2 separate regions of the Homo sapiens genome follow, and region 2 is linked to region 1. A link is an interaction called in ENCODE POLR2A ChIA-PET data of the cell type or tissue named here. Cell type or tissue: B cell. All regions are shown on one strand. Each heading gives the region's core, and the rest is flanking DNA. Links, peaks and the distances in the headings are about the cores only.

Region 1 (8,040 bases), core at 2,513-6,512:
TTTATAGATTTGCTTGTACTCATGACTTCTGAAAGGAGATGTGAGAAACAGGTCACAGTGGCTGCTTCTGTGAAGGGTTTGGGTGTGGAAGGGAAACTGCCTTTTTTTCTGGTTTTGTTTTTGAGACGGGGTCTCTGTCACCCAGGCTGGAGTGCAGTGGTGCGATCACAGCTCACTGCAGCCTCAACCTCCTGGACTCAAGCAGATCCTCCCACCTCAGCCTCCCGAGTGACTGGGACTGTAGCCCTGAGCCACCGTACCCAGCTAATTTTTAAATTTTTTGTAGAGACAGGGTCTCACTATGTTGTCCAGGCTAGTCTGGAACTCCTGGACTCCAGTGATCCTCCCGCCTCAGCCTCCCAAAGTGTTGGGATTATAGGTGTGAGCCACCGTGCCTGGCCTTTTTATTTTTAAATATTGTACTATATGCAAATTAATAAAAATAATATTGTTTTAAACTTAGTACTAGAGAGAGAAAACAGGCTGTGCATGGTATAGAAGGACAAACCCAAGCTTTGGAGCAAGAGACCATGGCCAGAATCCCACCTCAATTTCTCACTTGCTGTGCACACAACAGGCAAGTTATTTTCCCTCTCTGAGCCTCAGCACAATGGGGATCATATACTGGCTTCATGGGCCATTGTGAGGAGTCCATGGGTTAATCCCTTTGCACAGCTCAGGCACCTGGAAAGTGGTGGCTATTATTATCTTTGTTATTAAGAGTCATTCATGGGGAAAAGTCCCTCTCCAAAGGAAGGCCCTAAACATAACTGTGGCTCTGAAACTCCCCTAGAGAGCCCGCCCAGTCCCACGGCCCATCGCCCAACTGTCCACATAATAGATGCCTTGTGACGTGAGGAAGCTCATTTGTATTAGCGACTGCATTCCACAGAGATGCATCCTGGAGCCACGTCTGCACATCCTGTTCAACAGAGAAGGCAGCCAGCTCCCCAACTCTGGGTCTGCCCTCAACTGTCACACCGGACAGGCTGCAGGACCATGCACCTATTAGATAATTTAGTCCCCATTTATTAAACACCTACTGTGTGCATGGACACCCCTCTGAACCTCATCCTGGAGACTAAAGGTACAAACATGGATTTCTTTAAAATAACTAGTGGGATGCTTTTGTTGTGTGTTCCATAAAACTCTTGCACTTCCCTGTGTGTTTATTCATTGAGGAAACATTTACGAAGGACCTCCTAAAGGCCAGGCACTGTTCTAGGCATTTAGTTTTAACCAGGACCCTCAATTTCTGGACTACAGGACCTGTGAGGAGGAGACCGTGCAAATCACTGTCCCTTCTGTGTCTTCTGTGCTCAGCAGAGGCCATGGCACAAAGCAGGGAAGTAACCAACATTTGTTGAGTCCAGTTACTGAGCATGGAGGACACGGGCGCTCTGGACCTGCCTGGAGCCTGGAGTCTCTGCCCCAACTTCTGGTGACAGCAGCCCACTTTTCCTGGGGACAACTGTTTCTCCCTCGTTCCTCCTACTTCTGTGGGGGGGGGCGTGGAGGGGACTGCCAATCATGGGACCTGCCCACCCACCTGATCCAAACTGGGCCAATGGCTTCCTCTTGCTCAGGGATTTCAATTTCAAGCTGCCAATAAAAATAATAATGAGGCCGGGTGAAGTGGCCCATGCCTGTAATCCCAGCACTTTGGGAGGCCAAGGCAGGACCTCAGGATCACCTGAGGTCAGGAGTTCAAGACCAGCCTGGCTAACATGGCAAAACCCTGTCTCTGCTAAAACCACAAAAATTAGCCGGGCATGGTGGTGCGTGCCTGTAGTCCCAGCTACTTGGGAGGCTGAGGCAGAAGAATCGCCTGAACCCAGGAGGTGGAGGTTGCAGTGTGCCAAGACCACACCACTGCACTCCAGCCTGGGCGACAGAGCAAGCCTCCATCTCATAAAAAAAATTTTTTTTAATAAAATAAAAATAATAATGGTAGGCTAGGTGGGTGAGGTGGCTCATGCCTGTACTCCCAGCATTTTGGAAGGCTCAGGTGGGTGGACTGCTTGAGCCCAGGAGTTCAAGACCAGCCTGGGTAACATGGCAAGACCCTGTCTCTATAAAAACATACAAAAAATTAGCCGGGGATGGTGGCACATGCCTATAGTCCCAGCTACTCAGGCGGCTGAGATGGGAGGATCACCTGAACCCAAGAGGTTGAGGCTGCAGTGAGCTGTGTTTGTGCCACTGAACTCTAGCCTAGGTGACAGAGTGAGACCCCATCTCAAAAAAATAATACTAATAGTAATAACCACAGCACTTAATAAAAATAATAGCAGCTAGTATATATCTAGCCACATACTCTACACTACACACTGTTCTAAACACGTCTCAAATATCAACTTACTGAATCCTCAAAGCAACCCTCCGGTTCTCATTCCCATCTTATAGCCGACAAACTGATGCACAGAAAGCTTGAGATGCTTATGAATAAGGAGTGAGGTTGGGATTCTCACCCAGGAGGCGGGCTGCAGTGTCTAAGCTCTTCAATGCAGGGCCCTAAAAAAGTGCCCAAGAATATCCACTGAGAGACACCCCAGAGCTGCTCGACCCTTTTAGGGCCTCAGGGTGCCTGAGTTGATTTCTGTTGCTTGCAACCCAAGAACCTGGATTGATAAAGCAGATCACTTACTGGGTTTCACACTTTCTGCCAGACTGGCCGGCACTGCTTCCCAGTGCTGCAGTGCGGGGGCATCTTACAAATATTTTACAAGTTGGAGTCAGTGATCAGGGCATTCAGGGGCAGCCTGCATCTCCAAGAGCAGCCATCTTTCCACCCCAGGGAGAGAAACCCAATAAGAGACGTACAACAAGACGAAGACCCAAGGAAATCCCCTCCAGGACAACCCTCCCCTGGGGCGCCGTGGGCATGTTTGGTGGAACACTCCTGTGCATAGGTCAGTCAGCATCCCTGGCCCCCACCACTCATTGTGAGACCAACTCCCCATTTCTTTTCTTTCTTTTTTTTTTTTTTAAGACAGAGCCTTGCTCTGTCACCCAGGCAGGAGTGCACTGGTGCAATCTCAGCTCACTGCAATTTCCACCTCCTGGGTTCGAGTGATTCTCGTGCCTCAGCCTCCCAAGTAGCTGAGATTACTGGCGCCCGCCACCACGCATGACTAATTTTTCTATTTTTAGTAGAGATGGGGTTTCACCATGTTGGCCAGGCTGGTCTTGAACTCCTGACCTCAAGTGATCTACCCGCCTCGGCCACCCAAAGTGCTGGGATTACAGGCGTGAGCCACTGCGCCCGGCCAACCCCCCATTTCTGAATGCCTCCTGGGGGTGGTAGCCAGAGGCTGCACCCCTGACTCCCACAACCAAGTCTGTGTCTGGCAGTCCCTGTCAAGCAGTCCTCTAACTTGGATTCTGGCCTGGGTGGGGTGATTTTTTATTAGCCATCTTTAGACCTACAACATACAAATTTTAATTTTAATGACTAATTAAACCTATAGAGCCCTTGCCACAGGCCAGGAGCTGTTCTAAAGTTTTACATATAGTAACTCATTTAATCCACCAGTGACATCCACCAATGAAATGGGCACCATGACCAATATCACTCCCATCTTACAGATGGGGACCCTGAGCCTGGACACACTGTGACGTGCTGGTGGGTGGGGAGCCTCGACTTGCAGCCGTCTCCTCAGAGTTCAGTGGGAGTGAGGACTGGGGTGATGTGTCTAGGGCTTTCCAGTTCCCCCTGGAAGTGCTCTGTTCCCTCTCTGCCACCATTCAGCTCTAGGCTCGGCCTACACGGTGCCTCCTCGGGAAGCCCTCCTTGCCATCCTCCTTCCTGGTCCCCGGGTCAGGCCCTGGGTTCCGCACATTAATATGCTCTCCTCGCTCTCTCTCTGTTTCCTGTTTGGTATGTATCACAGCTGCAGTTGGGACTCTGAAGTTATCTGTTGAATGCCCAAGTCTCTTGCGTCCCCTCCAGGCTGTCAGTTCCACGACGGCCGGGATTTGCTTAACGATGTTCCTGTGTCCAGCAGCCCAGATCTGGAGTCTGGTAGGCACCGTAGAGATTTGCTGAGTAACAAATTAACTACTTTTTTTTGCATTTTTTGTAGAGGTGGGGTTTCACCATGTTAGCCAGGATGGTCTTGATCTCCTGACCTCGTGATCTGCCCGCCTCAGCCTCCCAAAGTGCTGGGATTAAAGGCGTGAGCCACCACACCTGGCCACAAATTAACTACCCTTTATAAATTCATGTTTAAAACTAGGATAAGGGAGAAGGGCTGGCCTAGAATAATGGGGAATGGAGAGATTCCACAAGAGCCACCTGTGTGTCTGATGGTGCTGTTGGGGAAGGGGATGTACCACTGGGTGTTAGAACAGAGGGAGGGGAGGCTGGGATGGCACAATCACGTCAACTCAAAAGTCATCATCAGTAACAAAGATTCACGAAATGAAAGCATGAAGGAAAACACAAACTCCTCTGTCCAGGCTGTCAAGCCTTCTGCTCCTGCATCTCACCCTCTGCCCTCATGACAGTACCGGCTAGAACCAGACTCTCTGTTCAAACCCCACCTCTGCCATGAATCAATACTTTTTTTTTTTTTTTTGAGACACGGTCTCACTCTTGTTCAGGCTGGAGTGTAGTGGCACAATCATGACTTGCTGTTGCAGCCTCAACCTCCCAGGCTCAAGTGATCCTCCCACCTCAGCCTCCTGAGTAGCTGGGACTATAGGCACGTACCACTGTACCTGGCTAATTTTTTTGTAGAGATGGGATCTCACCATGTTGCCTAGGCTGACCTTGAACTCCTGGCTCAAGCAATCCTCCTGCCTCGGCCTCCCAAAGTGTTGGGATTACAGGTGCAAGCCATCATGCCCAGCCACAAATAAGTAACTATATGATCTTGAGGAGGTCGATGAGTCCCTACACATCAGGAAAGTGGGGTATGGCAGGACCCATCTCATAAGGTTGATGAAAACAAATACTGCCAGGCACCCAGGAAGTGCTCAATAAAGTCCAGCTGTTACCAATGTTAGATCAGCATCATGACCCTTCAGCCTTTACAACCAGGACAATGGGGAAGTCACTTTGCCTCTGGGCTGCCCATGTCCTGTTAATTTGCTGCCGGAGGCCTGAGCTGCCCACTCTCTGTTGCTGATCTTCCTGGGACTCCAGGCCAACACATCAATCCCTCTTCTGCCTTGGGTGATCGAGGGTGGAGTCTGACACATAGAATCAAGAGTTCCAATATAGCATCACCATCCAGTCATCTGAGAAGCCAAACCACACATCTTACTGCACAGTAAAAAGGCACAGAGAGGTTGTATCAAATGTTTACCTCTCATAACTTCAACTAGGATCCCCTTACCCCTCACTAAAGGACAAATAATTTAAGCAGAACAGATACCCAGCATTCCACTTCCTAAGCATTTGCTCTGGTGTGAGTGTGGGATGGGGGACAGGCATACGCTACTCCCTCAGGCAGCCTCAGTTCTTCGTCATGCGAGCAGCACTCTCAGAGTGCTGAGAGGCGTTTTAGTGCTTCAAGATGCGCCCCCCTCCCGCTTTTTTTTTTTTTTTTTTTTGGCCAGGCACAGTGGCTCACACCTGTAATCCCAGCACTTTGGGAGACCGAGGTGGGTGGATCACCTGAGGTCGGGAGTTCGAGACCAGCCTGGCCAATATGGTGAAACCCCGTCTCTACTAATATAAAAAATCAGCTGGGCATGGTGGCAGATGCCTGTAACCCAAGCTACTTGGGAGACTGAGGCAGGAGAATCACCTGAACCCAGGAAGCGGAGGTTGCAGTGAGCCAAGATTGCGCCACTGCACTCCAGCCTGGGTGACAGAGCAATACTCTATCTCAAAAAAAAAAAAAAAAAAAGATGCGCTTTTTTTTCATACACCATGGTCCCCAAAGCCAAACTAACTCCTCTGGCAGGTGCTTATGAGAAGAACACGTGTTCTGACCTGGGTGAGAAAGTGGCTGCACAGTGTGTACTGCAGTACAGTATTGACTTCTTGTCCCCCAATACCTATCCTCCCCCCTTTCCTTTAATAACGGAACCCCTATATTTTAGCCAGGCACCTGATTGACTTGAATGAGGACTACATTTCCCAGCCTCCCTTGCAGCTAGCTGTCGCCATGTAACTAATCAGGATCACAGGGAAGGAGTGAAGGAAATGTGTGCAACTTCTGGGTCATGCTCTTTGAAGCAGGATAGAATTCAGGAGCTCCACTAATTTGGGGGGAAGGGGGCAGAATTACCTCTTTATTTTCACTAATCTCTAACAGAAATTCAGCATTTTCTTCAATTAGGAATATAGGCAAACTATAGTTTTCATGCTTACAAATTTGTCACCAACAGAAACCACAGGTATATTATCACATTGCAGTTTTGTTGGTTTATTTTGTTGAGGCAGGGTCTCCCCATGTTGCTCAGGCTGGAATGCAGTGGCACAATCACAGCTCACTGCAGCCTCAAAATCCTGGGCTCAAGGGATCCTCTCACCTCAGTCTCCCAAGTAGCTGGGACTACAGGTGCACACCACCATGCCCGGCTAAGTTTTTAAATTTTTTGTAGAGATGGGGCTTCAGTATGCTGCCCAAGCTGGTCTCAAATTCCTGGCCTCAAGTGATCCTCCCACCTTAGCCTCTCAAAGCACAGGGATTACAGGCATGAGCCACCACACCCAGCCCACAGTTCTTACAAACGTCTCAAAATAGCACTTATGCCCTTTGTTACTTTGGAATTATGGTAGTTAGATCTGCCAATGGATTTTGCCACACTATATCACAAATTTATCTTCGTATTTCAAAAACTACATTTTAAGACAATTAGTTTCCTTTGTCATCCTACATTTTATAAACTTAAAAACACAACTGAGAGAAAAAGATGTCAAAGGGCCCATGACACACACACACACACACACACACACACACACACACACTAGGTATCTCTGCCTTATTCCTAAAAAAGCTAAACATAGTTACCACATGACTTAGTAACTCCACTCTTAAGTATGTAGATATCCAAGAGAACTGAAAAATATCTTTACACAAAAACTTATATATGAATGTTTATAGCATTATTCATAATAGCTAAAACGTGGAAACAACCCAAAGGTCCATCAGGTGATGCCTGGATAAGCAAAATGTGGTCTATCTGTACAACAGAATATTATCCAACCCAAAAAGGAATGAAGTACTGATTCATGCACAACATGGGTGAACCTTAAAAACATGACACTCAGGCCGGGCGTGATGGCTCACACCTGTAATCCCAGCACTTTGGGAGGCTGAGGCGGGCGGATTGCCTGAGCTCAGGAGTTCGAGACCAACCTGGGCAACACAATGAAACCCCGTCTCTAATAAAATACAAAAGGAATTAGCTGGGCATGGTGTCACACGCCTGTAATCCCAGGTACTCAGGAGGCTAAGGCAGGAGAACTGCTTGAACCTGGGAAGCGAAGTAGCAGTGAGCCGAGATCGCGCCACTGTACTCCAGCCTGGGCAACAGAGCAAGACTCTGTCTCTGCAAAAAAAAAACCCCAAAAAACAAAAAACATGACACTCAGTGAAAGAAGCCAGACAGAAATGGATACTGCATTATTCCAATTACATGAAATGTCCAGAACAGGCAAATACATAGAGACAGAAAGATTAGTGGTGCCAGGGGCTGAAGGGATGGGAAAATCACAGGGCAGAATCAGGGAAGCGGGAATGGGTTCAGGGTTTCTTTTTGAGGTGGTGATCATGTTCTGCAAATAGATTGTTATGATGATTAAAGAGCCTGGAAAATACACTGAAAACCATCAAATGTTTTAAAAGGGCAAATATGCCAGGTGCAGTGGCTCACACCTGCACTCCCAGCACTTAGGGAGGCAGAGACAGGAGGATCACTTGAACCCAGGAGTTTGAGACCTGCCTGGGCAACAGAGTGAGACCCCATTCTCCAAAAAACAAACAAACAAACAAACAAACAAAAAAAAGCATGGGAGGTGGGGGAGGAATAAATTTTTAAAAAAGGGCAAATTTTAACACACATAAATTATATCTCAAAAAA
Region 2 (5,988 bases), core at 1,989-5,988, 350 kb before region 1:
GTCTTGCTATGTTGCCCAGGGTGGTCTTGAACTCCTGCCTCATTCGATCCCTTCATTAGATCTTAAACCATAAGATGTTTGCTGTAGCATTGTTGTACCAGCAAAAGACTGGAAAACACCCACGTATCATCAACAGGGGATGTTGAAATTATTTATGGGAAATGTGTCCTAGAGGAGACACCGTAAGATATAAGACCTATTGTGGCCAGGTGTGGTGGCTCACACCTGTAATCCCAGCACTTTGGGAGGCCGAGGCGGGTGGATCACTTGAGATCTGGAGTTCGAGACCAGCTTGGCCAACATGGTGAAACCCTGTCTCTACTAAAAATACAAAAATGAGCCGGGCATAGTGGCAGGTGCCTGTAATCCCAGCTACTCGGGAGGCTGAGGCAGGAGAATTGCTTGAACCCAGGAGGTGGAAGTTGCAGTGAGCTGAGATCGTGCCACTGCACTCCAGCCTGGGCAACAGAGCGAGGCTTAGTCTCAAAAAAGAAAAAAAAAAAAAAAGACCTATTGTATGTCTCTGAAATTATCTCTGAATTACACTGTGTTGGTGACAAAAGCAAGGTACAGAAACATGAATAAAAGAAAGGTGACATTAAAATATTAATATTTATAATTGGTACGAAAAAGCATAGTACAGAAGTGAGAATCATCATTAGTCAACATTTTATTGAGTGCCACACACTGCTAGCTCTAAGGGCTTTAGAGGTATGAAGTTGCTGACTTCTCAAGTCCATGAGGTAGGTGCTATTACCATCCCATTGTACAGACTAGCAAACTGAGGCACATGGAGGTGAAATCACTTGCCCAAAGCCACTTAGCTTGGGAGTGACAGAGTTCAGATTTATACCCAGGAACTTTGCCTCCAGAGTCTGTAATCATAACAACCTCACCATATTAGGTACTACTTGTGTAGAGTGAAAAATAAATGACACACACATGCATATGGCTGGTACATAACATCAAATGTGCCTGGGAAGACCTGAGACATCCATCCATGATCTGAGTGTAGGAGAAAGACTTACTTTCCACCGTACACTCTTTAGTACCTGATGAATTTTTTAGCACACACTTTTTTCTTTTTTTTTTTTTTCTGAGACGGAGTCTCGCTCTGTCTCCCAGGCTGGAGTGCAATGGTGGGATCTCGGCTCACTGCAACCTCCACCTCCTGGGTTCAAGTGATTCTCCTGCCTCAGCCTCCCGAGTAGCTGGGATCACAGGTGCGTGCCACCGCACCCAGCTAATTTTTTTGTATTTTTAGTAGAGACGGGTTTCACTGTGTTAGCCAGGATGGTCTTGATCTCCTGACCTTGTGATCCGCCCGCCTCGGCCTCCCAAAGTACTGGAATTACAGGCGTGAGCCACTGTGCCTGGCCCTTTTTTTTCTCCTAGGACAGGGTCTTGCTCTATGGCCCAGGCTGGAGTCCAGTAGTGTGATCATGGCTCACTGCAGCCTCAACCTCCTAGGCTCAAGTGATCCTCCTGCCTCATCCTCCTGAGTAACTGGGACTACAGGTGTGCGCCACCACACCCAGCTCATTTTTAACATTTTCTGTAGAGGGGTCTTGCTATGTTAACATGTCCAGGCTGGTCTCCAGCTCCCGGGCTCAAGCGATCCTCCTGCCTCAGCCTCCCCAAGTGTTGGGATTACAGGCATGAGCCGCTGAGCCTGGCTTTTTTAATGTCTTGGACCAAAAAGGACTTGCTTTTCTTCCTGGAGGTATTTGGAAGGAGAAACAGTGAGAAATGAACGCCAGCTCACATAGGCACCTAGCTGCCCCGAGATGACTTTAGCTCAAAGTCAGCTGTGACATAGGTAAGGAACCGAGAAGGTTGGGAGGCTGAGAAAGGGCTAGACAACAGATATTTCTGAGCTCCCATAGGAAAAGATGCCCAACCAAAACCTTGTTCAAATCCCAGTGTTCCACTTTCTGTGTGACCTTGGGCAAGTATTTAACATCTCTGGACCTCCTTCCCCCATCTGTAAAATGTAGAGAATGTATCAGGGGCTTGGAATCGTGCCTGGCACATAGTATATCCAATATACATATTTTCTTTTTCTTTTTCTTTTTCTTTTCTTTTTTTTTTTTTGAGACAGGGTCTTGCTCTGTCACCCAAGCTGGAGTACAGTGATGCAATCACAGCTCACTGCAGCCTTGACCTCCCAGGCTCAAGTGATCCTCCCACTTCAGCCTCCTGAGTAGCTGGGACCACAGGTGCACACCACCAAACCCAGCTAATTTTTGTATTTTTTGTATTTTATGTTGCTGAGGCTGGTCTTGAACCCCTGGGCTCAGGCAATCCTCCTGCCTCGGCCTCCCAAAGTACTACGATTTGCTAGGATTATAGGTGAGAGCCACTATGCCCAGCCCCTATGACTTTTTTTTTTTTTTTGAGACAGAGTCTCTGTTTCGCCCAGGCTGGAGTACAGTGGTGTGATCTCGGCCCACTGCAGCCGCCACCTCCCAGGTTCAAGCAATTCTGTCTCAGCCTCCCAAGTAGCTGGGACTACAGGCATGTGCCACCACACCCAGCTAATTTTTGTATTTTTAGTAGAGACGGGGTTTCACCATGTTGGCCAGGCTGGTCTTGAACTCCTGACCTCAGGTGATCCACCTGCCTCGGCCTCACAAAGTGCTGGGATTACAGGCGTGAGCCACCTGGCCTGCCCCCTATGACCTCTTGATACACCCCTGGGTGTCCCTTTTGCCCCACACACCCACCATATTCTAAAGCAGCCTCAGCGTCTCCGCTAAAACCTGCTCTTTCTCTCAGGGATAACTGGCCACTCTGTGGGACATTCCCTAGCCGCGTCCCTCCAGTCTGTGGGGGCTATGGCCTGTCCACTTGGCTCCTGAGTGTGCCCGCACTCACCCCTCCTCCCTTCCATGGCTCAGCCCAGGCCCATCGTCTCCCTCTTCATTCCTGCCTCAGCCTCCCACAGGCACCCAGCCTCAGTACCCGCTCTGCTCCACCTCTCCAGAGCAACTAGGGGGATCATCCTAAAACCCAAACCTAACCATGACCCACTCCTACTCTAAACCCTTCCATGGCTCTCTAGGGCCCTCAGGAAAGAGACCAGGTTCCCATGCTGGTCATTTAAGGACACTAACGGGTGCTCGTGCGCACCCCTCTGCCCTCCTTCCCTCTTTCCCTGCATACCGTTCATACTAAACTGCTTGTCAGAAGCTGGTGGCCAGCATGCTTTTCCATCTCCAGGCCTTTGCACACAGCTCCTCCCACCTGGTATGCCCTCTCCATGCCTTTTCTACTTGTCTACTGTTGGGACCCAGCTCAAATGCCCCAGCCCTTTTTAAAATTTTTATTTTTGTAGAGATGGGGTCTTGCTATGTTGGCCAGGCTTGTCTCAAACTCCTAGCCTCAAGTGATCTTCCCACCTTGGCCTTCCCAAGGTGCTGGGATTACAGGACTGAGCCACTGTGCCCCGCTTCTTTCCTTCTTTTCTTTTCTTTCTTTCTTTTTTTTTTTTGAGACGGAGTCTTGCTGTCACCCAGGTTGGATGCAGTGGCGCGATCTCGGCTCATTGCAGGCTCCGCCCCCACCGGGGTTCACGCCATTCTCCTGCCTCAGCCTCCCGAGTAGCTGGGACTACAGGCGCCTGCCACCTCGCCTGGCTAATTTTTTGTATTTTTAGTAGAGACAGGGTTTCACCGTGTTAGCCAGGACTTACTTTCTTTCTTTTTCTTTTTTTCTTTCTTACTTTTCTTTCTTTTTCTTTTTTCTTTCTTACTTTTCTTTCTTTTTCTTTCTCTCTCTCTCTCTTTCTCTTTCTTTTTCCTTCCTTCCTTCCATCTTTCCCTTTCTTTCTTTCTTTCTTTCTCTCTCTTTCTTTCTTTCTTTCTCTCTTTCTTTCAGACAGGGTCTCACTCTGTCCCGCAGGCTGGAGTGCAGCAGTGCCATCATAACTCACTGCAGCCTCAAACTCCTGGCCTCAAGTGATCCTTCCACCTCAGCCTCTGAAGTAGCCAGGATCACAGGCATGCACCACCACACCCAGCTAATTTTTAGATTTTGTGGTTGTTGTTGAGATAAGGCCTCACTGTGTTGCCTAGGCTAGTCTCAAACTCCTGGCCTCAAGCGATCCTCCTTCCTCAGCCTTCCAAAGTGCTGGGTGTATAGGCGTGAGCCACCACACTCAGCCTGAAATCCTTTTGAAGTTGTATTATGATGATCACCATTTTACAGATAAGGAAACAAAATCAGAGAGGTAGTGTGACTGCCCAAGGACACAGGCCAGACGTGGCTAAGTTGGGATTTGAGCTCAACCAGGCTGATTCCAGGGCACAACATACAAATGTGGACAGCTCTTACAATGGTGTCATGGTTAAGGGCAGCACCTCCCATGCCATTCAGATCTGGGCTGGGGTCCTATGTCTGTTTCCTGCCTGCCAGGCTGCTGAGGAAGAGTCTATCGCCCAGGCCTACACCAGGGGTCCCTCCATGGGTCCTGCTCCCTGGAGACACCTGAGAAAAATGAGTCAGGTACAACTTCTTCCTGCCTATTTCTCATAGTTCAGGTCTTAGTTCGATGTCCCTTCCTCTAGGAAGTCCTCCCTGACTTTCCAGGCTGGATTGGGCCTAGTCCCTATGCTTCTCCGACTTCAGCCCTGACCACTCTGCCTGTGCTTTCAACACCTCACCTCCTCCATTAAAGTCCTGACCATTTTGGGCCATCACTGTCTGGGGACAGGTCTGTCCACCTCACTGGACTGCAAGCTCCATAAGGGCAGTTCTCCACCCCCAACTATGTCTCCAGCACTGTCTAGCACAGGGCCAGCACACAGGAGGGGTTTAGGGGCAAATTCTTCTATTCTTCCCATTTGGCAGCTGAGGAAATCAAGGCTCAGAGACGGGCAGTCACTTGTCCAGGGTGTAGCGACCAATCTGGTGCCTGAAATGAGGTCTGAGCCCACAGCCCAGTAGAATCAGCAGTTGACGAGTGGTTAATTGAGAGACACAGACGGAACATGAAAGAGAATGAGAAACAGAGACAGCAAGAGGGAAAGACAGAGGCAGCGAGAATGCCAGAGAGCCAGAGAGACACAGTGTAAAGAGGATGAGAGAAAGGACAGAGAACAAGGTTATGTTGGTGCCCAGTGGAGCCCGGGACATGGGGACAGGGAGTGCTGCCCTTCACATCCCAGCCAGATGCTGGGAAACAAAGGAGAGACGGTGGACGGCAAGGCCTCAAGATCACCTGCTGTGCTCGTGGACATTCCTGTACAGCCAGCTCTGGTCGCCTGGACCCCTCAGTCCCAGGCCAGGCACACCCAAGCCTGGCAGAGGCTGCCCCAGCTACCTGGGGATGGAAGCGTAGTCGGTGTGGGAGCTGGCAGAGAGTTGCTGGTGCGACTCCGGCTGGGGGCCCAGGATGTCCACCCGATCGTCCTCATCCGCATTGAAACTGGCAGGGCACGGAGGGGGCAGCAGGATGAGCTCCGTGAGGCCGTGGAGGTCGGACACGTGGCGGAAGGTCTGCAGCACCAGCACCATGGCCACCAGGCCCAGGAAGAGGTAGACTGTAAAGGCGGAGAAGGGGCGTTGGTCATCCTGGGGCTCAGATTTTCCAGGCGGGGCCGCAGTTCTACTGGACCCTGCAGGGTGGGGTTGGATCCCTTTTGGAAGTCCCAGAGTGGGACTGTGAGCCTTTAACTCCCCCAGGGACAGGGCTAGGTCCTCCTCAAAGCCCTGCCCTAGCCACCCAGCTCACCTGTGACCAGCACCTTGTAGAGGGCCCGGTAGGGCTGGCCAGGGGCCTCCCCGGGCACGTAGTCGCCCAGGCCGATGGTGGACAGAGAGATAAAGCAGAAGTAGAAGGCATCCAAGAAGCTCCAGGCCTCCTCGAGGTGGGCAAAGATCACAGCCGGCACCAGAAAGCAGACGGTCACTACGACCCCCAACAGGGCCACCAAGTGCCAGCAGGCCGCCCGCCGGGGGTCCCAGCCCCAACGCATGCTCAGCCAA

What was found. Peaks named below come from ENCODE experiments on the same cell type or tissue, not always from the same donor. Only the 100,000 strongest peaks of a DNase experiment are listed, where the experiment ranks them.
Region 2: POLR2A ChIA-PET joins it to region 1 with 11 read pairs; 2 of 35 experiments call an interaction of 5 or more read pairs at or near these places.

The regions. Positions count from the first base shown.
Region 1 is chr19:37,971,054-37,979,093 of GRCh38, reverse strand. The region is part of intron 1 of SIPA1L3 (signal induced proliferation associated 1 like 3); the gene reads right to left. Among named protein-coding and RNA genes, the nearest start is that of SIPA1L3, 68 kb to the right of the region's middle. RefSeq lists enhancers at 629-738, 779-888 and a silencer at 5,000-5,059. In B cell, for the core only: a CTCF peak has its summit at 3,958; DNase peaks (open chromatin) are centred at 2,843, 3,883 and 4,353; H3K27ac peaks cover 3,671 bases.
Region 2 is chr19:38,326,735-38,332,722 of GRCh38, reverse strand. It overlaps KCNK6 (potassium two pore domain channel subfamily K member 6), which reads right to left. Exons shown (of 3, transcript NM_004823.3): 2 at 5,735-5,988; 3 at 647-5,543. The coding sequence ends at 5,320. Among named protein-coding and RNA genes, the nearest start is that of CATSPERG, 6.1 kb to the left of the region's middle. In B cell, for the core only: no CTCF peak of the experiment used is centred there; no DNase peak of the experiment used is centred there.